Regions from separate parts of the Homo sapiens genome. Here region 2 is linked to region 1. A link is an interaction called in ENCODE POLR2A ChIA-PET data of the cell type or tissue named here. Cell type or tissue: OCI-LY7. All regions are shown on one strand. Links, peaks and the distances in the headings refer to the core of each region. The heading gives the core; the rest is flanking DNA.

Region 1 (10,409 bases), core at 6,410-10,409:
GAAGTGGGCTTGTGCCTGGGACGTTCCTACTCAGCCAGTGCCCTGCCTGAAACACTAGGATCGAACTGTCCATTCAGCCAGGCACCTTCGAACTCCTCCCAGGCATAATCTCTGTCTGGAAACTCCTTGTGTTGAATAAGATGGGAAAATCCATCCATGAGAACTGAAGCCACAAACAGCGCTTGCAGGACAAGAGGAGAGAAGGTCTTTGGGAGGAGATGGCCACATCGTTTCTAGTCCCCACCTCACACCTGATCTTGGCCTGTCTGGAACATGCAGTGTGACCCAGGGAAGGCCATGGGTCTCCCAGAGGCCCGGTGAAGCGGGGAGCCTTTCCTATTCCCAGTTAAGGGCCTTTGAGAGGCCTCATTTTCTTCCCTGAAGGTCTCGTCCTTCCAGCAAAATCAGTGTCAACAACAGGCCCTCTTTCTGGAGCACCTACTGAGTGGCAGTGTTACAAGCATCATCCTATTGAATCCTCAGCTCACCCCTTGTTGAGGGGCTTCTATTACTCTTATCTGAATTCTACTCATGAGGAAACAGGTCCAGAGAGGTTAAGCAATGTGCCTAAGATCACACAGCAAATGAGGGGACGGAGCTGGGATTTGAACCCTTGCTTATCTGATCCCTAACCATAGGAATCATACCAACATTGTAGTTAGTTGTTAACTAATATGACCTGCATGCAATGGGCACATGCCATGGTTGGCAACCACTGGGCTGAGGCTTCTACACACGCACTTGATAGCTTACTCTCTGATTTTGCTTTTTCCACCTCTACGCCCTGGAATGTCAGTTCCACGAAGGCAGGGATTTGTTTTCTGTCTTATCCACCACTGTATTTTGTGCTTAGATGGTGCCTGGGACAAACTATTTATAGGATGTTTTTCATTTAATCTCAGTAAATCTGTGAGGTGGGCTGGCGCTGTGGCTCATGCCTATAATCCCAGCACTTTGGGAGGCTGAGGCAGGTGGATCATTTGAGGCCAGGAGTTTGAGACCAGCCTGGCCAACCTGGTGAAACCCCATCTCTACTAAAAATACAAGAATTAGCTGGGCATGGTGGTGGGCACCCGTAATCCCAGCTACTCGAGAGGCTGAGCCAGGAGAATCACTTGAACCCAGGAGGCGGAGGTTGCAGTGAGCCGAGATCGTGCCATTGCACTCCAGCCTGGGTGACAGCGAGGCTCCGTCTCAAATTTAAAAAAAAAAAAAAAAAAAAAAAGAAATCTGTGAGGTAGGTACCTGTATATACCCAGATTACAGATGAGGCAGCTGAGACCCAGAGTGGTTAAGCAATGTGCCAAAGGCCGCACAGCAAGTAAGACAGCAAACCTGGCTCCAGAACTCCTGATCCTGACCAGTGCTCCCCTCTGCCTCTCTGAGAGGATGCTCAGACTTAGCAGCAGCAAGTGATGCCCATGGCCTCCTGAATCCCTCTCGCCCTTGCAGGTCGTCTACTTCACAGCCACTTTTCCATTCGCCATGCTCCTGGTGCTGCTGGTCCGAGGGCTGACGCTGCCGGGCGCGGGCGCAGGCATCAAGTTCTATCTGTATCCTGACATCACCCGCCTTGAGGACCCACAGGTACTGTGGGGCTGGGACACACCATCCTCCCTCCCATCCAGGGCTGGGCCGGCACAGGACAGGGCAGGATGTAGAGGCCACTGGCAGCACATCTTCCGTGGTTCTTCAGTGCACAGGTCTAGCTGGGCCACCGCCCCCTGGTACTTTTCCACCGGGCCTGTGGCGGGTGTGCCTGTCCACGGTGCTGATGGACCTTTCTAGCTGTGTGCATCTCTTTTCATGTCAAGGACGTCTGAGGGTGGCCACTTAGAGAGGCTGCTTTAGGCCCTGCACCAAGGGGGAGAAATCTTCTGATGAGCAAGTCTCCCGCTCGGACCCAGCTTCTGCCCACTGCAGCCACAAGGGCTGCTGCATCCTGGGGATGGGAGAGTCGGGGCCTGGAGAGCTGCGGGCTTCCTTGGCTGAGGGTGGAATTCAGAGTTAATGGCCTTGGAGGGTCCACGGGCAGATACCGAAAGCACACCTTCTGGCACTCAGCCTTGTGACCTTGGGGAGGTGGAGAAAGCCCTGGGAGATTTTCTGGGTTTGTTTGAGGACCTGAATCCCCAGGGCCTTCCGGTTGCTTCCCAAGGGCCTGTGCTCTCCTTCCCCACCACCCTTCCCCCTGGACAGGACACAGTTGTGAGAGGGGTTGGCCAGCCTTGGAGGACAGCTGGGAACGAGCTGCTTAGTGAAGATTCTGGAGAGCAGCTTTGCCTGCATAGTTCCTTGGGACCTCCTTCTGCATTCTAACTCGGGGGTCTGCAAACAGTAACAACAATGGTGGTGACAGCAGCCTTGACTTACGGGCTTGCCATGTAACTGGCACTGGGCTGAATCGCCACTCTTTGAACCTGGGAAATAGCTCTATGGGGTAGGGCAAAGGAGCCCATTTTATAGATGTGAAAACTATCTATAAACTGCAGGAGTGATATTTACTTGCCCACTGTCATTCCAGGGTTGGAATCCAGATCCATCTGCTTCTGAATCCTCTTAACCCTGATGCTAGGTCGCTGGGAGGTGGGGTGTTTGATTTCTGGGGCTCCTTGCAGCTCAGTACTGCCTTGAAAGGCACCTTGGATTCGAGCATAAATGTTCCATTTGCATGTGCAAGGTCCCGTCCCCAGGCCATCGCCAGGTGGACATAACCCTCGCTGCCTCCTCCAGGAAGCCAGCTCTGACAGCCCTCCTCTCTTTCCTTGCCACCTCCCTCCCCCTCATAGGTGTGGATTGACGCTGGGACTCAGATATTCTTCTCTTATGCCATCTGCCTGGGGGCTATGACCTCGCTGGGGAGCTACAACAAGTACAAGTATAACTCGTACAGGCAAGTGTTGCGCCGGCGGGCCTGGTGGACTTTAGAAATGATGATGATGATGTTTAAAGAAAAAGAGAAGTAGGGAGCGTGGCTTCCTTGTGTTGTGAATTAACTTGCTCCCTGACATATGTGTAACTTAGGGACTGTATGCTGCTGGGATGCCTGAACAGTGGTACCAGTTTTGTGTCTGGCTTCGCAATTTTTTCCATCCTGGGCTTCATGGCACAAGAGCAAGGGGTGGACATTGCTGATGTGGCTGAGTCAGGTACGGTGGTATCGGTGGCAGTGGTGGTGGGCACTGCCACCTAGTGTGTAAGCCAAGTACTGCAGGCATGAAGCCAGACCCCAGGGGGCTTTGAGGGGGGACGAGCCTGGTTTCTAAAATGGACCCCCCCCCCGCCACCAAGATATCCCCCAAATTTCAAAGAGTACAAAGCCAAATTTTAAACATTTGTATTGCAATTTGGCCCTGATGGGTGGCAAAAGCATGGGGGGTGGTTAAGTTGGGGAATTTTTAGCTACCTTAGTGTGGTCTTCCCCGCCCCCCCGTCCTTCCCCAGCAAACTCCTGGTTTCCACAATAGAAACCACTTTCCTAACTCAGGCCCAAGTCAGCCACCAATCGGCATTCCATCACCACCTTCTCAGCCTTGGTTTCTGTATTTTGCACTTTGCTCCCAGCGTGCTCCCTCTAAGCAGACGCATTCATCCATCCCACCGATTTCTCGTGAATGAGTCCCAACTCTGTGTCAGGCACCACCGTAGGCACTGGGTGCAGTGTGTGGGGGGAGGGCGTAGATGAGGGGACGACCTACTGGGACGGTGGCAGATCCAACTGGGGGTGGGTTGTAAGCACAGTGTCGCCCCTCGGGGTGTGGGCCCTGTTGACCAGGCACTCTTCCTCGGGCTACCTGGAGTCACAGGCATGGAGGATGCCAGTGGCTTAGAATCACGGACTCTGCACAGACGGGGAACTTAGGAATCTGGGATCCCAGAGTTCCAGCAAGGTGCTTCTGGAACCTGAGAATCATGGGGCCTTCAGTTGCTAGAATCTGCAATCTCTCAGGTGCCTCGATTCTGGGACTTGGCCATGGCTGCTTGAGGTCCTGGGTCTGTAGCTTTAATTGCAGTGGCTTGGGTTATGGGATTCCCTCAGGCTCCCAGGATCCTCAAAGTCCACCTTTCCGACCTCTCCACCCTTCCCCGGCCCTGCACAGTTTACTTGGAGGGTGGTCATCAGTTGGTTTTGTTATTTTACATGCTGAGCCCCCAGCCCCACCCCGTCCATGTCCTAATTTCATACAACTTCCCTGGGGCTACCTGGAGGTGGCAAGGTCCTGGGCTGAGGCTCCTTCCAAGCCGAAGGGAGAGCGTGGGGGTTATTAACTTCAGGGACCACCATAGACTAGGGCCAGACACAGCCGGAGGCCCTGCCATTCCACTGCCCTTGACCTCCTGTGCCATCTGTATTTGGAACATGAGGCGATGTCCCAGTCCCTGAGTCCTAGAGCCCTAGCACTGGGGGGTCAGAAGGTGCCTCAGCATCGCGTGTCCAGATGTTCCCTTCTCAGATGAGGAGACCAGCAACCTGAGAGCAAGGGCTTTGCTTGGGATAGGTGGGGCTACAACAGGGCTTTCTGAACATCCTGTCCACTATTTCTCCACTTGTCACACGCTGGACAGGCCTTCTGACACAAGGGTGTCCCCCTCCTGCCATCCAGCCCACCCTGGACACATGCAACAACCTCTGGCCCTTCCAGTGTGAGAATTTGGCCCTTGTGACCTCCCAGAGCCCCTGGCCCCTCCTCACTGTCTTCTTTGCTTGGCAGAGATGCACACTGCCCAGCCCCATCCTGAGACCCCTGACAACACTGCAGGACCCCCTTGGCAAATCCACATGTCACCCCCACACACCTCTCCACTGTCCCTGCTTCCAAAGTGGACCCTCAGATGTACTGTTCCCTCCACTGAGCCCAAAGAGCCCCCAAAAGCAGGCCAGAGACTGAGGACACAGAATGTAACTCCAGAAGTCCCCACGCCCCTTAGGGAGTTTGGCAATTAGAGTGGTGAGGGGGAGCCAGAGATGATTTATACCTCCTCTGTAGATGGCTTGCTTTCAGCTGAGGGCTTGCAAACCAATCGCAATTGAGTGGGAATCTCCAGGAGTATGGAGTGAATTTGGCAATGGGAGATACAGATAGATACATACAATGTATCTTCCTCCATGGACAACGAAGTATTTTCGTAGACACATATATTGTCAATCTCAGTTGTTTTTTCCTCCCGTCCACTTCAAACACCTTGTCATTTATTCCCCACGGTGATGTCTGAACAGCCGGCACATCAAGGGTGATTATTTCTCTAATAAGCTTTTAACAAGCACCATATTGAGTGAAGTGCATTTGAACAAGATAATTATTTAGCCTAACAGAGTGCAAACAAGACGTGGCATGGCACATTGTCTGCTAGCAGAGAGGCATCCAGAGGTTCTCGGAGTGGCTGGATTATGTCTCCTGGACTTCTCTCTCTTGAGTTCACCATGCACTTTTAGAGAAAGACGCTCAGACCCTCTCCCAGAGGCTCGCTTGAGAAAGGCAAAACTAAAATACAGAAACGAGCGAATTGAGAATCTTCACAACGTCCCTGGTGGGTTGGGGGTTGTGGGGGCCCATTTTGCATCTGTCTTGCAGCTGGCTGGACTCGATTCCTCATTCAGTGTGGACCAGTCAGGGCCAACGCTGATGTTCTGTAGGGACCAGTGGGGCCCCGGTCTGGGTGGAAACGCCGCGGCTTTTGACTCCAACTTCAACTTTGATTCAAAAGTCATCTCACCGGGTCCTGGGGTCCATATTTTTCTGAACCTGGCCCTGGTTCTTTTGGGCATGTTCTGAGCAGTTTTGGGCTTGGTAACCCCCGCTCCTGATGGGGGTCTCCAGCATCTCAGCGAGCAACCACTCTGTCGCTGCCCAAGGATATATTTTGGTCAGGTTTTCTCTGGATTGTAAAAGGACACACCCTTCCCTGGCACACTGGGGGTGTTAACACCGTATAATGTGGTTTCTGGTTCCAATTTATTGTAAAGTTGGGTTTTGCTTTTTGTTTTTCATTCTTGAGCCATTCGTCTGGTTTCTAATCCCTGCTGAACAGCTCCTGCTCTGGCCCTTTTTGTTTCCTGCTTCTTGACTTTTTTTTTTTTTTTTTTTTTTAGTTGTAGATTTTACTTTCTTTTGCTGCCCTCGCTTCTCAGACCCACAGGTCTCAGTTAACAATTAAATTATTTCCGTTGGCATCCGCTTTCAGGCAGGCTGGAGACAGGAGGAGACATTTCTCTCTGTCTCCGGAATGTCTCCCATCAGAGACATCCCCTGAGCTGACAGAGCTCCCATCTCCCCAGCTCTCCCTCAGGTTCTATCCAAGTCCCTTCTTTTGAAACCCAGAGCCCTTTTCTAGTGACATGGTGTCTACCTCTGAGAATCTAAACACAGGAAGGCTCCTTGTGAGTCATTTATGGCCACCTGCCCCTCACTTTTCAGGTGGGGAAACTGAGGCCCTGAGAGGGTATGGGGTGATTCAAAAAGGAAATTGGAAGAGGATGACTTGGATGCAGGCCTCAGGGCTTGCAGGCCTGGGACCTTGCCCCTGCACCCATGTTCCCTCAGCTTTGGGCCCTGGTTGGCCCAACCTTGACCTCATGGGCTTGGCTCTGACCTTGCCAGGGAGAGCCCCACAAATGCACCCCTGAAGAGACAGGCCTCCTGTTGGGCGTGGTTTTGTATTGGTTTTTCTTTCCACTCCTATGGTGTTTTAGCCATTAACTCAAAAATAGAAACTTTCCCTTTGCAAAGGAGACTGGGCGGTCAGGTCACCACCACGCTCCCCCGCCTCCTTCCAGCAAAGGCTGTCCACTCAATGGCTTTGCTTTGGGGTGGGAGGATCCTCCCTTTCCTTTGTCTCTGCAGACCAAGCCCTGGGCTCAGTCTGCATCCTACCCCAAATAACCACGCCCCGATGGATGCTGGTGTGTGAGGAGGCCACGTGTGCTGTGTAGGAGACAGATGCTAAAACCGGGCCCCTCCTGAGCCCCAGCGTGTCCCACCCAAAGGCGAGACAGGCCTGGTCTCTTTCCCCAGGCCAGAGTTCAGACCTGGCTCCCTGCTGTATTTGGGTCTGAGTGTCTTTGTGTGAGCCCAGGGTTCCCAGTGGCTTGGTGGCTGATGTCTCCTCCCCTGTGCCCCTCCCCGTTTTCTTTCCTTTCTAGGTCCTGGCCTGGCCTTCATTGCCTACCCAAAAGCTGTGACAATGATGCCGCTGCCCACATTTTGGTCCATTCTTTTTTTTATTATGCTTCTCTTGCTTGGACTGGATAGCCAGGTGCGTATAAGGGATGGCCCTGGGGCGACTGCCCCTGTGGGGAACCTGACTCTGGGAAAGACTCCTTATTCCACCTGGGAGGTGGTCAACCCCCTTCCCCCCTCCAGTCAGACTTCCAGTGCTTCAGCTGTGAGGGTTCCTCCAGGACACCAGGAATAGAAAAAGCTCTGCGTCCCCAGAAAGTGCATTTGAACAAGATAATTATTTAGCCTAATGGAGTGCAAACAAGACGTGGCATGGCACATTATCTGCTAGCAGAGGGGCATCCAGAGGTTCTCGGAGTGGGTGGGTTATGACAGGGACAACCAGGGTTTGTGGTTACAGTCAAGCCACAAATGACGAATTGGAGGTCATGACTCAATAAGTCATGATGTGCTCCAGTGGAGCGTCGGCGGGGCACAGGAGGACATGGCAGATGGGCGATTCGGAGAAGGGACCCACATTTCTGTGTGAGCTGATCATTGTCTGGGCCATCGTAATAAGTTGCAAGTGCCCAGGAGAAGCCTACGCCACACTCAGGATTCTGTGCTCCCTGGAGCGTGCGAGGGGCTGGGCATTGGCTCCCTCCCGTGCTTTATACACCGCACAGGCCGGGAGCCTCGCTCAAACCCGCCCTGACCTCTGGCTGTCCTGGCTTCTCCCCTCCCAAGGCAGGACTCCTGTCTCCACTGAGGTTCTTTCCTGCACTTCTAAACCCCGTATCCCACCCCTTCAGGGCTCAGGCCTCCACTAGAAGGTGACTCATGGCCAGGGAATGCCAGTGAGAGCCGATGAGTGGCTGCATCTGGCTGTAGAGTAGCCAGTGCCTAGTGTGGGGTAGTCAGCAGTGCTCGGAGGACAATTCACTTGAGCTCCTGGGCCCCTTTCCCTGGAAATAGGTGTATTTTTGACAGGGTCTTGTTGAAACAACAGTTCAGAGCACAGGCATGACTCCAGGAGTAGGGATTTATGGCATGTGGGACAGGCTGGTTGTGTGCCCAGCCCAGCATGAGCCCCTCAGGCAGCGCCATGCACATGGGCCACTGAGAAGCAGGTAGGATGTAGACTGTGTAGTCTGGGTCTGGAGGTCTGAATGCCTCTTGGGAAGCCTTTGAGCAACTGAGACCCCCTGAGAGGTTGGAGCTTGCAGCCAGGGCGGGAGAACCCTTTGTCCCCCTCCCCGCGGGCCGAAGTCTTCAGAGTCATTGTCCCAAGTGGGTCCCCAGAACCTGGTAGGGGAAAAGTCTCTGAAGGTCAAGCAGAGGAGGGTGAGTCCAGGGAGAGGAGGCGGCCAGCCAGCAAGGTCAAGAGCAGAGCAGGGGATTTGGCAGAGAAGGGGGCAGGATTAGCAGAGAAGACAGAACGAAAACATCAGGGAGACGGAAAACAAAATACTTCTGCAGTTGTTGATAGACTTGAGCTGAATAAACAAGCAGGAGGACTCCATTAATCATTCCTAGTTAATGAGTTTGGCCTTCAGAGGCCCCAAGCAAATGGCTTTTATAACTTCTTCCAGAGCTCTAAGTGAAAGAAAAAAACAAAAACAGAGGTTAATAAATGACAAGGCATGACATCTTCATGGGCCCAAAATAGGCCACTTGGGCTTTGGAAACGGCTCCCTGAGCAGGTGGAGGTGGTCACTCATTAGATTTTCTCCCCAGGAAGTGGGGCCTGGTGGAGGACACGCATCTCTCAGGGAGGCCCCGTGTCAGTGGCACACGGAGAGAATCTGGTGGGCTCTCACAGCCACTCCTCCTACTTTGCAGAGCGAGGAACTCAAGGCTCAGAGCAGTTAGATGACCTGCCAGGGACAAGGGTAGAAATCGAACCTAAGTCACTGGTCTCCCAGGCCCCATGTCCCAGGGAACCAGGATGGGAATCTGATCGCACAGGTGGGGCTTCCTCCTTTGCATCTCTTTGCTTTGTGAACTTGGGGAAATGGGGAAGGTTTTGCAGATGCCAGCAGTGTGCCTCACCCACTGCCAGCACTGTGACAGGATCAGAGCCCTCTGCCGTAAGAGGTGTTCCCTGGGTGCCGGTCCTCATGGCAGGCTTCTGTGTGTGCGTGTGTTTGGGGTGACCACACATTTACCATCTAAACCAGGTTTAAGTGCACAGTTCAGTGGCATTAGTACCTTCAGACATTGCGCGGCCATCACCACCGTCCGTCTCCAGAACTTTTTCCTCTTCCCAAATGGAGCCTCTGTCCCCATTCAACACTGACTCCTAACTCCCCAGTTTGCCCTCCTGCCGGCCCCGCACCTGGCTTTTTGTACATGAACTCCTTAAGCTGCAGTGTTGCAATGCCTGGGTACTATTTTTACCCTTCTTATAGCTGAGGAAACTGAGACTTAGAGAGACCAAGAACTTAGCCAAGGCTCCACACAGCTAGTGAAGGGCTTGATACCAGGTCTGCCTGTCTGCAGAAACTGTCTCTTACCTGCTAGTTTGTCCCAACTGGCCTTCCCCTTGAATTCCCCCAAAATAACTTCCTCCTGTTGGAAGTATGGAGATCTACAGCCCAGAGGCAGAGGCCTCCCGCTGATGTTATTGCGTCCTGGGCAAGGGAGCAGGGGGTGTCACCCTGACTCATCAGGGGTTCCTACCATTGGCGGGAACAGTCCGTCTGGCCTAAGAGCCATCATACTGCTGCGCCTTTCTTGGTGAGACAGGGTAGAGGAGTCAGCCATGTGGAGGCAGATGCCTGTTGCCATCCAGGCTACCCAAGAGGGACACGGTTTTTTGTTTGTTTTGAGATGGAGCCTTGCTCTGTCGCCCAGGTTAGAGTGCAGTGGCGCAGCCTTGGCCCACTGCAACTTCTGCCTCCTGGGTTCAAGTGATTCTCCTGCCTCAGCCTCCCAAGTAGCTGGGATTACAGGCATGTGCCACCATACCTGGCTAATTTTTTTTTTTTTTGTAGAAACAGGGTTTTGTCATGTTGGCCAGGCTGGTCTCGAACTCCTGACCTCAGGTGATCTGCCTGCCTTGGCCTCCCAAAGTGCTGGAATTACAGACGTGAACCACTGCACCCAGCTGGGACATGGTTTTTTTTAACAAATTGTGAGAGGAGATGAGAGTTGGAACCCACTCCTCCTGCAACCAAAGAGCTCACCCAGCCCGCTGACATGGGTTAACAGTTATCTCCCACTTGCAGATTTACTCTAATAATTTCAAAT
Region 2 (16,819 bases), core at 7,876-11,875, 66 kb before region 1:
GCAATGGCTATATGCCATAGAGAGTCCCAGGAGTGGAGATGGGCTGTCGGGGAGGAGAGGAAGCCAGGGAGGAAAGCATCCCCTGCAGTCACCCAGAAGGGAGAGAACATGGCCTGGCCTGGGGTGTCTGTGAAGCTGGAGAGCATCTGTCTGCAGTGCTAGTGAATGAATAAATGTACTGTGGGTCCCCGGTCCCCTGCAGAGCTGTCTCCAGTACTGACACCTTCCCTGTCTGTCCAGTTCTGGGGCAGTTTTGCTGTGCCCACTGAGGGAGAAGAGGAAGTGAGCCCAGGCACTTGCCACCCACAGACCACATCCTGCAAGGGTTTCCTGGGGTCCACTGTGCTCCAGGCCCCATGCTGGGACTGCTTGGCATCCCCGCTTCCTGCGTGCTCCCTTTCTGGGGCTCCAAGTTTGGCAGAGACCCAGGTTGCAGAAGGGCAATGGGCAAAGTGCTTGGCAGGAGGGAGCAGCAAGGGTGAAGGCCTGGAGGCAAGAAAGCCTGGAGCACACAGGTGGCAGGGGTAGGTGGGGGTCCTGCTTTCCAGAGTGTTAGACTGTGTGCCAGGGACCTGGCTCAACGCTTCACATCAATCATCTCCACTCACTCCACACAACAATCTGCAGGAGAGGGGTTATGATTAATCAGGCTGTACAAATCAAGAAACCAAGGCACAGAGAGGTCACATTATTCACTCTAGGTCACACAGCCCATGAGGGATGGAGCTGAGATTTGCAGGCAGGCAAGAGGAGGGTAGTGGGCAGGAAGCAGATCCCTGAAGGCCCAGATGCTCTGACAAGGCTCTGCAGCCACCTACACACCCAGGGACGTGGACACACTGCAGTGTGCCCAGGAAATGCTGGCCAGGTCAGGGAGGCAGCCACTCAGCAGCCCCGCCACTGACCCTTGGTCTCTTCAGGGCTGCTCCCAGGGATGATGTTCTGAGAGTTGTAAGAGGCCGACCAGACAATCCTCGATCTCCAGCAGGATCCCTGAGCTGGCCAGGTGGCCCAGCGTGGGCTGCACCTCCCACAGGCATTGCAACAACTCTTGTTGGTGGCCTGATAGACGAGACAAACTCTTCCCTAGAAAGGGGCGAGAAGTTTTGTTCAAAGTCCTAGATCAATTTTATTTTACTGTTGAGAGCTGCTAAAGAAAGTAATCATAAAGTAGGCTTTGAAAAATTTCGTTCACTGCCTCTACGTGGACGGCTGTAGACTACAGCCTGAAAATTGGCCCTCCGGGAGCTCTGTCCAGCAATCGATTTTCATTCTTGAAATGAGAAGAATTAGTCCCAGTGGAATTTCAGGCTAGTCTATGGTTCTGAGGGGAACCTCGGCCTGGCTTTCCTTGAAGCTCCCTTCTTGTTGCCAAAGCTTTCCATTTCCCTTGGTACTCACAGTTATCTTTGAGGGGGCAGGGTGCACAAAGTGCATCATGGGTCTCAAATTCAGCTCCCTGCAAGGGCCGGTAGGTGACAGAAAAGAGCAAACTAGCTAGGAGGGAGCTGTGGCACCCTGGGGAGCCCATGTGAGAGGGTGGCTAATGCCCCTCAGCTCCAGGACATTGTAGACAGGGGGTTAATGGGCCTGGGTGGCCCCATTTTGCCATATTTCAAGATAAACCAGGCATTCAGATTTTGTTGTTGTTGTTGTTGTTTGGAGACAGGGTCTTGCTCTCGCACCTAGGCTGGAGTGCAGTGGTGTAGTCATAGCTTACCGCAGCCTTCACCTCCCGGGCTCAAGTGATCCTCCTGCCTCAGCCTCCTGAGTAGCTGGGACCATAGGCATGCACCACCATACCCGGCGAATTTCTAAAAAAAATTTTCATAGAGATGGAATTTTACTTTGTTGCCCAGCCTGGCCAGATTTTTTAAATGTGAAATCTTCCAAGCTTTTATTCATAAAAATTAACTCCAAACACATTAAAGCTCAGTGACAGCCAAAGAAGCACATCTGGGAGCTGGATTCGGTTTAAGGCCTCCAGTTCGAGACTTCTCCTCTCCTCAGAATGGCTCATTGAGGCAGGGTGTATTTTATCTCATATTACAATGAGGAAACTGAGGCTCAGAGAGCAGGCCTGCAGGCCCAAGTCACACAACTGGGAAGCCACAGGGCTGAGGTGGAGCTAGGGTCTGTGGCCTCCCGCACTGAGCTCTCTCCACCCTGTGCATGCCTCTAGCTTTGGCATTGGCTCCTCCTGGCCCCTTCTCCGGTCTGACCATCCCTTTTCCACCTCATCTGCCACCTCTCCCTGGGGCTGAGGTTGGGGCTCTTCTTGCCTCCTTCTCCTCCTTTCTCTCCTTGGGGCTGGGTTTTTTTGTCTGGCAATCGCCCACCCAGAATCCCCTCATTCAAGATTGTAACCTCTGGAGCCAGGTGGCCTAGGTTTGAATTCCAGCTCTACTATCTGCCAGCTGAGTGACCTTGGGGAAGTTACTTAACTTCTCTGTGGCTCGGTTTTACCTTCTATAAAACGGAAGAAATAATTGTACCAATCTCATAGGGGTGTTGTCGGGATGAAAAGGGTTAACTTATTAAAATGCATTTAACTGTGCAGGGTACATAGTTAAGTGCCAAAGAAAAGTAAGTTAAAGCCAGGCACGGTGGCTCACGCCTGTAATCTCAGCACTTTGGGAGGCCGAGGCAGGCAGATCACCTGAGGTTGGGAGTTTGAGACCAGCCTGATCAACATGGAGAAACCCCATCTCTACTAAAAACACAAAATTAGCCAGGCGTGGTGGCGCATGCCTGTAATGCCAGCTACTAGCGGGGCTGAGGCAGGAGAATCACTTGAACCCAGGAAGCGGAGGTTACAGTGAGCTGAGATTGCGCCATTGGACTCCAGCCTGGGCAACAAGAGCGAAACTCCGTTTTAAAAGAAAAAAAAGAAAAGTACGTTAAAATAAATGCAGCAAACACTTATTGAGTACCTACTGTGTGTCAGGCCTATGATAGACTCCAGGAGTTGATGGAGGCAAAAGAACAGATCCCATCCCTCATGGAGCTGGTAACTGGATAGATGGTTCACTCGTGTGTCTTGCGCTGGCACTACCTGCATGAGGCTCCGCTGGCCTACCTGGAGGTCAAAGGATCCCATGGGCCTTTCCAAGTTGCAGCTCTGAACACACAACTCTTCCCTCCTCCCACAGCCACTGCCCTTGCTCACTCTCTCAGACCCTCAAGCTCAGCCCTGCCACCAACAACCTTGCTCTCAGGCCTTCGCACGGCAGGCACCTCTGCTAGAACTTGCTTCCTCTCCTGCCGGCTTCACTGCTCGTGGCTTAGTCAAAGCCTCCTTTTGGTTCAAACTTCAATCCTGGAGTCCCCTCCCCACGCTAGGACCTGCCCCTTTGCTTCAGTCTTTGTGCCCTGTGCGACCACACATGCACAGGGCGTCTGAGGAGTTTTTGCTTGACGTCTATTCCTGCAGTTCATGAGGGAACCTCATAGCTGAAGCAGAGGGATGTGGGAGACCCAGTCACTCCTCTTCCTCAGCTTTCGTTTGCTCACCTATAAAAGGGTACAGTGACCCTGAACTCAAAGGAGAGTGCTCAGGTGGCCAGAAGCAGATGTCACGTGGGCCACTGGGACCCTAGAGGCACTGCTGATCCCCAGGTGCTTCCTGGAGGAAGGGGCCACCCGGGGCCCGCAGAGAAGGGTGGGAAGGGTGACAGGAAGGCAAGGAAGGGCATGTGCCCAGTGGTCCTCGTCTGTCTTGGCTGGAGCCAGTATGAGGAGCACCCACTGGAAGGTCAGGTTGGAGTCCGATGGCAGGGGCCTCCAGGGAGAGCCAGTGTCACTTCGGGATGCTCCTTAGCATCCTGGGGCTGTACAGGGAGAGTGGCTGCAGAGCCCTTCCAGGCAGGGATCCTGGCCTGAGTGGGGGCAGCTCTTGGTCGGACCTGTGTGGTATTTCTTCTTCTTCTTCTTTTTTGTTTTTTTGAGACTCATTCTTGTCACCCAGGCTGGAGTGCAGTGGCGTGATCTCGGCTCACTGCAACCTCCGCCTCCCGGGTTCAAGGGATTCTCCTGCCTCAGCCTCCTGAGTAGCTGGGATTATAGGCACCCGGCACCACGCCAGGCTAATTTTTGTACTTTTAGTAGAGACGGAGTTTCGCCATGTTGGCCAGGCTGGTCTCGAACTCCTGACCTCAGGTGATCTGCCCCCTCGGCCTCCCAAAGTGCTGGGATTACAGGCATGAGCCACCGCGCCTGGCCGGTATTTCTTCTTTCATTCTCCGTGTAAATGGTGGAAGGATCGGCTCTCTCCTCCCCGCCTCCCAGGTGCAGAGAGAGAGAGAGAGAGAGAGGGACAGGAGAAGGCTGGGGTTCGGGGTTCTCACAGCGTTTCCCTCTCATGCTGCCAGGGCGGGGCAGTGGAAAATGGTCCCTGAGGGCCCGTTCATTCAAATAAGGACAAGAATAATGGCACACTCCCCATCTCCATTTAAAAATAGTCACATTAGCTGACACTGGCTTGGCACTTCCTAGATGCCGGGTGCGTTCCGAGTTCTCTACGCTGTTAACCTTGGATCTTCATAACAGCCGGAGGAGACAAGCGCTACTATTTTCCTTTCCATTTTATAGATGAGGACACTGAGGCAGAGAAATTGAGTCACTTGCCCAGGGTCACACAGCCATGGCAAGGCCAGGATTCTGGAGCTCTGTACCTGGCTTCACACCACAAGCTCAGGCCACCCTCCCGGGGCATACCGAGTCTCCCAGAACGTGGACGATCGCCCAGGGCAACGCAGTGGAGTGCGAGCCCGGTCTGGTTTGCACCTGGCTGCTCCAGGAGCCCTGGGCCTCATCCTAGGAGCCTGGCGGAAGAGGCGAGCGGTGGAGTTTGGAGGCTGCTGTGAAGGAAAGGACTAGGCGGGTCGGGTCGGGTCTGTCCTGCTCTTCTTCCGCAGGCAGGAGGCGCCCAGGGCGGGCTGCCGCACCTGGCAACGAACGTTCGCCGCGCGGCATGAGGGTGTGCGCGCGCGCTCGGCGAGCCCGGGTTCTTTGTGTGTCCGAGCCCATGCGCGCGTGCGTGTTTGCGTGTATGTGTGTGCATGTGTATGTGTGCGCGCGTGTGTCCGCACTTGGGGCGGGGCTGGAAGCCCCGGCCCCGCCCCGGCCCCGCCCCCGGCCCGGCCGAGCTGGTATTTTTCCACCCAGCAGGATGGGTGATGCTGAGAGCTGCCTGCTCAGACAACAGACACGCGAGGTCAGGAAGAAGCCGCTTATAAATTACCGCTTCCTTCGCGCCGCCGCCAACGCCGAGCCCCGAGGACCGCAAGCCCAGAGGACAAGCTGCGCCAAGAGGGAGTGCGGAGCGTTCACCCAGCGGGTCAGAGAGCGAGCGGGCAGGCAGCCCCCGGCCGGCGGAACCCGGCACAGCCGAGCAGAGCGCGGGCGGCGCCGCAGCCACCCCAGGTACCGGAGGGACCGGGAGCTGGGCGCGCAGCCGGCGCTGCCCGCCGTCTGCAGCCCCTCCCCATCCCCGCGTCGCCGCAGTCCCGGCCTCCTCCCCTCCGCGTGCGCCCATCCGGCGCCCCTTTCACCACCGCGGAAGGGACCGAGAGTCGCCTGCTCAGTCCCGCTGGCGGGGCTGTTATTGTTTCCCCGGCAAAAGGGCTCCGGCTCTTGGTGCGGGCGGCAGGAGAGTGTGTGTGTGTGTGTGTGTGTGTGTGTGTGTGTGTGTGTGTGTGTGGCATATCTGTGTGCCTGTCTCCGTCAGGATGCCTACATGTGCCTCCGTATCCCTGTGTCTGTGTTTCTGAGGGTGACTGTTTCACCGTGTCCCCAGCAGCGTGCACATGTGTGTTCCGGTGCATGTCTGTTATTCTCTGCGTGCTGGGCTGTGTGTGTGTGCCTCTCTGTGTGTGATACCTGAGTGTGCTGTCTTTGGATGTGTGCTCTTGTGTGTCCCCGTTTGTGTCTGCATGAATCTGTGTGTGGGGGGCTGCGTCTTCCAGGCCCTGGCTAGGTGCACGTGCGTGTCCCTGAGTGTGGTTGTGTCTCCAGGTCCCTGGTTGTGGGCACTCGTGTGTCCTCGGCTGTACCCAAGAGGGTGTCCCTGGTGCCTAGAGGGTCCAATGGCCAGAGCTGGTTCTCCAGGGCCGGCGCTGAGTGGGGAGAGGTGATAGGGCAGCGTGGCTCCATAGGTGCATGCACTCCATAGGTGGTGTGCAGGTGGCAGCGCCAGCGTCCAGCAGTCCTGAGTGGTGGGACCAAGGCCCGGAGGGGCAGCCAAGGGGTAGTGGACAGCCGGCAGGGCCAGCAGGACACTTCCCCCTCCAGACTATTTCTCTTCCTTCTGTGGGTTCCTCTTTTGAGTAGGAGATTCTCGTCCCCCTCCCACTAGGGAAGCCACACAGAGAGAATTCCAGGGACCTCCTCCTACAGCCTCAAAGCTTCAGCCTGGACTTCAGCCTGGACTGGAGAGGAGACCTGTGGGCAGCTCTCCCAGGCAGGGAGGTGTGTGCCGGGTAGGGCCACCGGCCTGGCTATTTTGGTCACTGTTGGGCCTCTGCCAGATCCCGGCATCCCCAGGACCAGCCCCAAAAGCTTGGGAGGCAGCCTGGGCCCCCGTTTCCTGTCTGGGGAAATAAATCAGCTCAGTAATTGCCCAGACACTTGAATGGAGGGTCTTCGGGCTGAGGTTTACTGGCGCATGGCTCCATTTGGACTTCACTAAATTGGCCCCCGCTTTGGCACAGCTGACGTTCAAGTAAATGTCACTGAGGAGATCTTTTTAAAATTTCTTTTTAATTTTTTGTTGGCTAGAAGGGAGGGGATCTTGTCCAGAGTCTCCTAGCCAGAAGGAGTTTATTTTTATGAGAGAGAGAGCGGGTGAGTGCTTAGCAACCACCTGCCTCCCTCTCGACCAGGGAGTCACCCAGGGATTGTGGGGTGGGCATGAGGAGGTGGGGTGGGGGAGGAATTTCATCAAGATGGTGTTGGAGAGGATCCAAAGGGGGCCTAGCACGGCTAAGAACCCCCAACAGGGTGGGACTGGTAGAATGGTGGGAGGTGTTAGGCCTGGCTCAGCCCCCAGTTGACCTTGGGCAACCCTTTTTCTGCCTCAGTTTCCTTACCTGTAAAATGGGTGGGGCAGACTGGTTATAGAGTAAACCAGGGACCAGAGGTAGGAGCTTGTCCCCAGGGAACTGATTTAAGTCCTATGCTTTGTTTTAATGGGTGGGTGACCTTGGTTGATTCCCTTGGTTTCTTTGAGCCTCGGCTTGGCTGCCTGGGCAGCAAGGACACCAGTGCCGGCCTCACTACGTCCTTGAGGGGATTGAGGGAGATGAGGCTGAATAAGCTTGTAGTAAGCTGTAAAGCCGGGCTCGGCTGTAGAGCTGCTGATTAGAGGGTGTCACGAGGTCCTGGGTCACTGTGGTGTATGGCAAGGGCCAAGGTGCATTCTGGAGGCTTTGTCCTTTGGGGACACCCTTGTACTAACCCATGGCTCAGCTGCAATCATCCTCCCCTGCCTCCTTCCCGTCACCTCAACCTGTGGTGATTGGACCACATCTGCTTTTCAGAGTCTGGAGGCCTGGTGAGCAGTACCCATTTTATAGATGGACAAACTGAGAGCCACCTAAGGGACTTTGCCTTGACTGGACAAAATTAAGTTTCAAAAGGTTTTCCCTAGCTCAGCTGTGAGTTTTGGCCCCATGGGGCTTTGGTCACTGATATCCTCGGGAGTTGAAATTGAACCGGGGCCTGGGGAAAATGAGGAACAAAGGTGTCCCAGTCCTTAGGGCAGGAAAGTGAGCCTATGGGACCCATTTGCACCTTGCTTCTGTCCCTAGTTACTCATTCTCCCTTCCTTGTGCCTTCCCCTGAGCCCTGCTACCCATTCTGCTGCAGGGGTCAGCCCTCCACAAGGCAGTCCGGGCTCTGGGGACTCTGTTTTCTAACCTGAACTTGTCCGCCTGTCAGTTTGTCAAAGGATTTGGGAGGTGTACTTCTCTGAAAGTCTTTCCAAAAGTCCTGAATGATAAGAAACTTGTGAGTCATTGAACACATTCCCGTATATAGAAAAAGCTGAGAAGTAAATTATAAGGGCTCCCCAGAATGCAGCTTAGCTGCAGCCAGAGGGGGTCTGCCTGGGAATTGGGGTTGGCCTGAAATCCCAGGGCCACCCTGGCAGGTACATGCTGATTCCCCACTTCTGCAGAAGGTCATGAGCAAGAGTCAGATTCTTTGGGGCTGCATCTCATTTTCCTGTGTTTGCCAACTTGGCCAGAGCGTTCGTTTGAATTTATGGGTTCTGGGCAGGAGCTGTGGATCTGGAAATGCCTAAGGAAGCCTTCAAGTGAGAATGAGAGCGCTTTTTTAATGTGCTTCATTTAGTTGATTAATAGACCTTGGTTAAGGTCAGCTCTGGGCTGGCACTGGGTTCAAGGTAGAGTGTTGGCTTTCTAGGAGCTCCTGTCCCAGAGGTAGAAGCATGTGGTAACTGCAATGGCCATTACCATCCGTAGGATACAGTGAAGAAGACCCAAGGAGCAGCTGAGTGTGCAGTGAGGGTGGGGTAGTGGGCAGGAGGCACTTTCGCTTCCTAGAGGACACAGTGTCGGAGTTGCCATTGTCTGTGGGTGGAGAAACAGGATGGGCTGGCATTCTCCACAGGGGGCAGAGTAGCCACAAGGGCACAGTGGCGTGAAATAGCCAAGCATGTTTGTAGAACAGGTTCCCCGGGTCCTAGCTGGAGAGAGGAATAGGAGCCAGATGGTGGGGAGGGGGGCGTTTTATTTTTTCACATATAAAAATAGAGACAGGGTCTTACTATGTTGCCCAGGATGGTCTCAAGCTCCTGGGCTCAGGCAATCTTCTCGCCTCAGCCTCCCAAGTGTTGATTATAGGTGTGAGCCACCGTGCCAGCCGGAGGGCCTTGAATGCTGTGTAAGTGGGTTTGGGCTTTCTCCTGATGGCAGCAGGAGTCATACTGGGTTTAAGGATAGTGGGGCAGAAGCCAGTCAAGCCTGGAGCCCAGGAGAACCCTGATGGTGAGTAAGGAACGGAACTGGGGTCCAGGAGACGGAGAGTCACCGAGCCACTAAGCATTTTCTGTACCAATGAGTCTTGCCCTGAACTCTTTCTGTAAACATGGGGGTGAAGGCCTGGACATGCTATTTAACCGGTACACAGGCCATTAACTTGCTGGCTTTGACCTCCCTGGAGCACACAGCCCTAGTGTCTCTAGGTGAGTTATGCCAGTCCTGGACAGGTCTGCGGAGTTTCCTTTCCTGCCTTACCTGGTCAGAGGCTTCATTTGGAAACCTGGGCAGAGGCTGATGCCAAGGGTGGGAGTTAGGGTTACGAGAGGGAAAGCAGAGAGAGTGAGGAATTGCTGTTCTGTTTCTAAAGCTCCAGCGTTGTGTGGCCAACCACCCTTCTCTTGGAAAAACCAACATACAAATAATAAACCACCTGAAACAAAAGAGTGGGGAGGGAATGATGGGGGAGGCAGGTGGGCTGCCCTAACTGTGGTCAGGTATCAGAATTGCCTGGGATACTTAAAAACAAACAAACAAACATATTCAGACTCCCAGGCCCAGCCTGGACATACTGAATCAGAACCTCCAGGGGGATGGAGCCTGGGAATCTGTATTTTTAAAGTTTTTCTTGTGGTTTTTTTTTTTGAGACAGGGTCTGACTTCGTTGCCCAGGCTGGAGTGCAGTGGTGCCATCACAGTTCACTGCAGCCTCGATCTCCTGGGCTCAAGTGATCCTCCCACCTCAGCCTTCCAAGTAGCTGGGACTACAGGCATGCACCACCACTCCAGGCTAATTTTTGTATTTTTTGTACGGAGGAGGTTTCACCATGTTGCCTGGGCTGGTCTTGAACTCCTGAGCTCAAGCGATCCTCCCACCTTAGATGATTTTTAAAAAATGTTTTTTAAATTGAGTTATGATTTACATGCAGTAATATGCAAAGATTCTGTTACGGTTTGATGAGTTTTGACAAATGTATACACCTGTGTAACCACCACCCAAATCAAGATATAGAACATTTCCAGCACCTCAGAAAGTTGTCTTGTGCTCCTCACCTCACAAGACAGCCACTTTCTCCGTTTTCTTTTTCTTTTTTTTTTTTTTTGAGACAGAGTCTTATTCTGTTTCCCAGGCTGGAGTGCAGTGGCATGATCTCTACTGCAGCCTCGACCTCCCCAGTCTCAGATGATCCTCCCACCTCACTTCCCAAGTAGCTGGGACTACAGGCGCACGCCACCACACCTGGCTAGTTTCTTTTGTATTTCTTGTAGAGACAGGGTTTTGCTGTGTTGCCAGGCTGGTGTCAAACTACTAGGCTTAAACGATCCACCCTTGCGGGCCTCCCAGAGTGCTGGGATTACAGGCATGCCCCACCATACCAGGCCCACTTTCTGATTTCTGTCACCATAAATTAGTTTTGCCAGTCTAAATCCTCATATAAATGGACTTATTTAGTGTATACTCTTTTGTCCATTTTTTTCTGCCTCACATTGCTGGGATCCATCTGTGCTGTTGAGTATATCAGGAGTTGATTTTTTTTTTTATCGCTGAGTAGTCTCCCATTGTATGGATGTTCCACAATGCGTTCATCCATGCTGTTGATGGACATTTGGGTTGTTTCCAGCTGGGGGGCAGCTATTACTAATAAAGCTTCTATGTGCATATTTCTGTACAAGTGTTTTTGTGGACATATATTTTCCTTTCTCTAGGACTAGAGCTGCTGGGTTATAAGGTAGTAGATATGTGTTAACTTTTTGAGAAACTGGTAAACCATTCACTTTTAATTATAAAAGTAATATACCTCAAGCAATACGAAACTGCATAAACTAAAAAGTGATCCTTTCGGATCATTATAAAAAAGTACAATCTGATCTTCAGTCTGTCCACCTGCCTGATTGACAGTCTATCATATCTCTTTCTTTTTTTTTTTTTGAGACAGAGTCTTGCTCTGTCACCCAGGCTGGAGTGCAGTGGCTTGACCTCAGCTCACTGCAACCTCCGCCTCCCAGGTTCAAGCGATTCTCCTGCCTCAGCCTTCTGAGTAGCTGGGACTACCGGCACGTGCCATTATGCCTGGCTAATTTTTGTATTTTTAGTAGAGACAGGGTTTCACCATGTTGGCCAGGCTGGTCTCTAACTCCTGACCTCAAGTGATCCGCCTGCCTTGGCCTTCGAAAATGCTGGGCAGTCTATCATATCTCTTTTTAATATAAGGTTATACATTTCCCTCTGCATACAGCTTAAACTTTATCCAGGTGTGCATATGGACATAGACTCCTTTTTGTTACTTACTGGATCAGTTTTCACTTGAGTTTTGATTTCCTCTTTGATCCAGGCATTATTTGGGATCTGTTTGGAAGCTAGCTGTAGTTTTGTTTTGTTTTTTTTTTGTTTGTTTGTTTTTGGGACGGAGTCTCGCTCTGTCGCCCAGGCTGGAGTGCAGTGGCGTGATCTCAGCTCACTGCAAGCTCCGCCTCCTGGGTTCAGGCCATTCTCCTGCCTCAGCCTCCCAAGTAGCTGGGACTACAGGCACCCGCTACCACGCCCAGCTAATTTTTTTTGTATTTTTAGTAGAGACAGAGTTTCACCATGTTAGCCAGGATGGTCTCGATCTCCTGACCTGGTGATCTGCCCGCCTCGGCCTCCCAAAGTGCTGGGATTACTGGCGTGAGCCACCACGCCTGGCCAGTTTTGTTTTGTTTTGAACAAAAATGACATGGTACTGTTCTTGGTTCTGCCACTTGGTCTATCCCAATAGCAGGCCATGTGGACTGCATGTCAGAACACACGGATCTGCCAGGCCATTCCAAACAGCCAGCCTGCATTTGGGAGCCACTGACTTTGCGTGTCCTGTCTGATCACCCCCAGTGCTGCCAGCTCAGTAAATGAAATACCCCCACCCAGGACTTGCCCCGGAGGGTGCAGAGGAGCCGGCTGAGCCGATTCAGCATTCTGAGAAGGGAAGGAACTCATATTTATTGAGCATCCACGGTGCTTTATCCCCCTTCCTGTCTCAGAGATGAGTTCATCAGAAAAATGGGTGGCCCCAGCCCACACTCAGCTAGGAAAGGGTGGAAGGAGCGCTGGACCCAGAGTCCACCGGATGCCTCAGCCCATCCTCGTCCCACTGACCGCACGGCAAACGTTCATGAGTGCCTACTGTGTGCCAGGCACAGGGCCAGGGCCAAGAGGGCAGGGAGGAATACACAGCACCTGTGCTCAAGGAGGGAGGGGAGATCCCTATCAGGAGGAGGTTAGTGAACAGTCTAAGATGGTTTATGCCAAGGCAGGCCAAGGATCCAGTCTGGGAACGCCGCCTCAGGTCTGAGGGAGAGCAGCCCCAGGCTGTGGAGTGTGGGGACTTTGGGGTTGTGGGATCATCCAGTTAACCTTCTCTGCCCACCCACTTTATGGATGAGGACGCTGAGGCCCAAAGGAGGCACTTATCAACACAGGAAGATAAAGCCATCAAAAGAGCCATTGTTGGCCAGGCACACTGGCTCACGTCTGTAATCCCAGCACTTTGGGAGGCCCAGGCGGGCGGATCACGAGGTCAGGAGTTCGAGACCAGCCTGGCCAATATGGTGAAACCCCATTTCTACTAAAAATACAAAAATTAGTCAGGTGCAGTGGTGGGCACCTGTAATCCCAGCTGCTTGGGAGGCTGAGGCAGGAGAATCACTTGGGCAGAGGTTGCAGTGAGCCAACATCTCGCTACTGCCCTCCATCCTATGCGACAGAGTGAGACTCCATCTCAAAAAAAAAAAAAAAAAAAAAGCCATTGTTCACAGATGTGGCTCCCTGTGCTCCCCCCTCCCAGCCGCACCCATCATTCATTGCTTGTGTGAACCCCCCCTTGACAGGGAGGGATTTAAGGAAAGGGTTAATGCCTCCACCTCAAACCTTCGGTGATATTGTTCATGACTCTCACATCCTGGTTTTGTCACAAGTCACTGGAAAGTGGGTGGGAGGGCAAAACTGTATCAATTGCAAAGACTCCTTACAGTTTGGCTGCTCAGGAGACACCCCCAGAGCCCAGGATGGGGTTCCTGGAAAGCTCAAGAAGGAGCGTGGTGAGCAGCTCTGGCCACTGCATGGAATAGAACGTGGAAGGTAGGGAGAGGGCTGGTGGTCTCCAGGAGAAGGGTTGGGCTGGCAATGGAAGGCTTCCTCCCTCAGCAGGTATCTGAGCAGGCCTAGGCTGGAAGGCAGAGGGCTGAGCCCTCAGGGTTCTGCTCACATCGGGTCCTTGCCGACCCAGAGGCTCAGGACCACTTCTCTGCGTGGTCCCTCCTCATGCTGGGGTGCCCTGAGAGGCTCTTCCTTTCCAGGACTTTTCTTTGCACATAAATGCCAAGTGACTCACTGTCATGTTCCAGTGGAAAGTCCTTAACCCAAGGCTGCCAGTTGCTTGGTTGGAGGTGGAGGAGTGTGGTTGGCCAGCGATTTCAGCAGAGTCATGCTTACTGAGTGAAGGGTGCCGGAAGGGGGAGGTCCTAAGGGACATCCTCTCTTGCCCCAAGGCTAGTCAGCACCATGAGGGAAGACTCAGGTCATGATTTCAAGGACATTCATTCCTTCAGAGATGACACCTGGTGTTTCCTCTGCAGGTGGACATCACACCAGCCCAAGACAACAGCCTCCTCACTAGCCTCTGTGCCTCCTGGATACCTCTCTGTACCATCTGGGGACCAGCTCTCTGCATGTCACTCTCTTGCTCAAAAGCCTTCAGTGGTGGCTCCCTAGTGCTTTGTGAAATCAAGTCCAACCTCCTTAGCCTGGCATTGGAGGCCCTTCACGATCTGGCTCTTGGCCAGCGTTCACGCTCACCTACCACAACTTCTTTCCTTGTTTGTAGTCTGGCTGGTTTCTGCTCCTAGCTAGACCAAGCGTCCAGCTCTCTCAGCCCTGCCCATGCTGGTCCCTCAGCCCGCAAGGCCCTTCCTCCCATCACTCCTTATTCCCACTCTTAAGGGGCGAGCTTGGAGCTGCCTGCTCTGGGAAGCATTCCTTGAGCCTCTTAACAGTGCCTGGCACGTAGTAAGCACTCAAAAAAGATGACGTGAGTTAAAGTGGACTTCAGCTCGCCCTGCTCTGAGCCTTGTGGTCCTTTCCTCTGGCCTGAGCTCGGACCTTTATGGTCTTACCTTATACCCATGCACTTGACTGGGGACACATCAAGGGGAGGGATGGATGCTCCAGCATCCAGCCTAGGGGTGTGGCACACAGTTGTTGCTCAACATACAAATCAAGAGAGCCTAATTCCTTCTACTCTGAAATGGGAACCTATGGTTTGAACATCTGAGTGGCTCCAGGCTTGGAAATTATATTCACCTGTCACCATCCATCAATCCATCCATCCATCTCACAAATATTCACTTGTTCCAGGCCCTGTCCTAGGCCCTGGGGATGTGGCTGGTGAACAAGACAGACCAAACTGTACCCTCATGGAGCTGTCTGTCTGGCAGGGCTATGGACGTCAGACAAAAGATTACACATGCATGGCTAATGCCCTTTTAAAATCAAAGGCCCTGCATCAGGCACTGCAACACCAGGCTTAGAATACCCCTGTCCTCTGGCTTGCTCTGTGACCTAAGTGAGTCCTTTCTCCTCCCTGGCCCTGTAAGGGGTGGCCCAGATAGGTTTTGTGTTTAAGGGAAATACCTTCTGAATAAAGGGAGGAAAGACCATTCTATCCATTGTGGAAGCGCGTGCCACCACACGGGGTGCTGTTCCTGCGGGACTCCTTTAAGGATGCAGTCATCCTCTTGGTGGTTTTTCAAGATGTCCTAGCCCTGGCTCTGAAAGGAGGTGTCCCGATTTGGGGACAGGAGTTCCAGAGTTACTCTGAGCAGAGCTGTAGCAACAGGCTTTTAGTAAAGAACGTTGCCTCGAGGAACAATAATGTGGATTCCTCTTCTGCCACTGGTAGAATATCAATTAGAACAGACTTTTAAAAAAAGAAAAGCAAAAACTCGTCCAGGTGTGGTGGCTCACGCCTGTAATCCCAGTATTTTGGGAGACTGAGGCAGGTGGATTGCTTGAGCTCAGGAGTTCGAGACCAGCCTGGGCAACATGGCAAAACCCCATCTCTAAAAAAATGCAAAAATTCGCCGGGTGTGGTGGCACGCACCTGTAGTCCCAGCTATTTGGGAGGATGAGCCTGGTAGGCAGAGATTGTACTGAGCTGAGATCGTGCCACCGCACTCCAGCCTGGGTGACAACAGTGAGACAGCAGGCCTAAGTGGGGCCTGGGGCCCTGAATTTCTAACCAAATCCCAGGCACTGTGGACGGTGCTGGTCTGGGGACCACTCTTTGAGTCAAGGAGATAAATAGTGCAGTTGTGAGCCTCCTATACATTAAAAGCCAGATCCTGTGCTTCGTCAACTCCTCTTCTTAATCCTCACCAAAGACACCACTATTCCCATTTTGCACATGAAGACCCGAGGCCCTGCTGAGGGCAGGTAACTTGCCCAAGGTCACACAGCTGGGAGCCTGCCGGCATTCGTGCTGGGCCAGCGCCACCTTGGAAAGGTTGCTGTTGGGGAAGCCTTTCACTACTGAACAGTGTCCTCGCTCCAAAAGCCACAGGAGGCTTTTCAAGGCAGCCAAGTCGGATGTAAATCAGGGGAGAGCCCAGGGCTAGCCAGGCTGCTGACAGCAGGGCGGCCTGGGTCACTGTGTCCGGACAAGGCCCACAGCGGGATTTGGGGCTGGCATGATGCCTGGGAGTGGGGGAGCCACTGGGGATGCTCTGGGCGCCTGGAAAACCAGCCTGGAGCCTGCTGGAGCCCAAGGAAGCACCTTAGCCTCTGACAGCCTCCCCCATTATTTAAATACATTCCAGGGAACACAGCTGGCTGGAAGGGGCAGTGATGGGACCACAGGAGCTGGGACCTGCTGCTTCCGTTGTTTAAAGGCTGGTTCATCCCTGCAGCCACGCAGGCATTCTCCGTAATCGCCGTCTGCTTTGAGGACAGAGAGGTCGTGGTCTTCTGCTGGCTGGGGCTTTATTTTTGCACTGAGCACCTGTCCTCAGCAAACTGGGAAAAGTAGAACACGTAGTGACTCTGAGTCCTCAAAATGCTGTCCCTGGCCCAGCAGTATGGGCATCACGTGGGAGCCTGCAGAATGCAGAACCTCAGGCCCCACCCCAGACCTTCTCATTTAGACCTTGGGGGCAGGGCTCCGCATTCTGGGTTTTCAAGAGCCCTCCAGGCAATTCTGCTTTGTATTTAACTTTGGGAAGGGCTGATGACCTCTCTGGCTGTGTGCCTGGGGCCGGGGGTGGGGCTGGGGGAAGGGTCAGGCCTAATCCTTGCCCGTGATAACTAGAGTGCCAGGGCTGCGGGAACCTCAGGTGTTCTGTCATCTGCATCCTTCCTCTTTTTTATAATGGGAGGAGTGTGTCAGAGACATGCATAAAATTACGCAGCAAGTTCAAGGCAGGGTATAGGTCTGGATTCTTATCTTGCAAATGGCAGAAATCAGTTCAAACAGACTTCAGTTTTATTTTTTTTATTTATTTATTTTTGAGATGAGTCTTTCTGTGTCTCCCAGGCATGAGTCACCACACCCGGCCTAAACTGACATTAAAAATAAAAAAGAACATTTACTGACTCTTTTAACTTAAAAGCCTGGGGCCATACTTCAGCCTGGGGCTGAGTCCAGGTGCTGAAAGATGTCATCGGGACTCAGTTTCCTTCTCTCTGTCTCCCGGCTCCGGGTCTCTCTATGCCTGCTTCATTCTCCATGGATGCCCTAGCTGCTCACCAGTGTAGTGCCGCCCCCTGCCCCAATGTAGCCATCTCAACCAAGAAA

The links. ChIA-PET counts read pairs that join two places held together with the same protein. Peaks named below come from ENCODE experiments on the same cell type or tissue, not always from the same donor. Only the 100,000 strongest peaks of a DNase experiment are listed, where the experiment ranks them.
Region 2: POLR2A ChIA-PET joins it to region 1 with 5 read pairs; 10 of 35 experiments call an interaction of 5 or more read pairs at or near these places.

Annotation. Positions count from the first base shown.
Region 1 is chr3:14,465,064-14,475,472 of GRCh38, forward strand. It overlaps SLC6A6 (solute carrier family 6 member 6), which reads left to right. Exons shown (of 15, transcript NM_003043.6): 7 at 1,453-1,587; 8 at 2,790-2,893; 9 at 3,025-3,149; 10 at 7,142-7,254. Among named protein-coding and RNA genes, the nearest start is that of SLC6A6, 68 kb to the left of the region's middle. RefSeq lists an enhancer at 6,960-7,851. In OCI-LY7, for the core only: no CTCF peak of the experiment used is centred there; no DNase peak of the experiment used is centred there.
Region 2 is chr3:14,397,424-14,414,242 of GRCh38, forward strand. SLC6A6 (solute carrier family 6 member 6) reads left to right here and starts at 5,183. Exons shown (of 15, transcript NM_003043.6): 1 at 5,183-5,424. It overlaps LOC105376959 (a long non-coding RNA gene), which reads right to left and starts at 4,984. Exons shown (of 8, transcript XR_007095825.1): 1 at 3,238-4,984; 2 at 1,721-1,814; 3 at 906-1,086. RefSeq lists enhancers at 4,607-4,656, 4,667-4,836, 6,157-6,216, 6,287-6,366, 12,889-14,088 and 1 more and silencers at 4,977-5,506, 8,781-8,951, 16,307-16,406. In OCI-LY7, for the core only: a CTCF peak has its summit at 8,645; DNase peaks (open chromatin) are centred at 8,552 and 9,978; H3K4me3 peaks cover 2,860 bases; H3K27ac peaks cover 3,068 bases.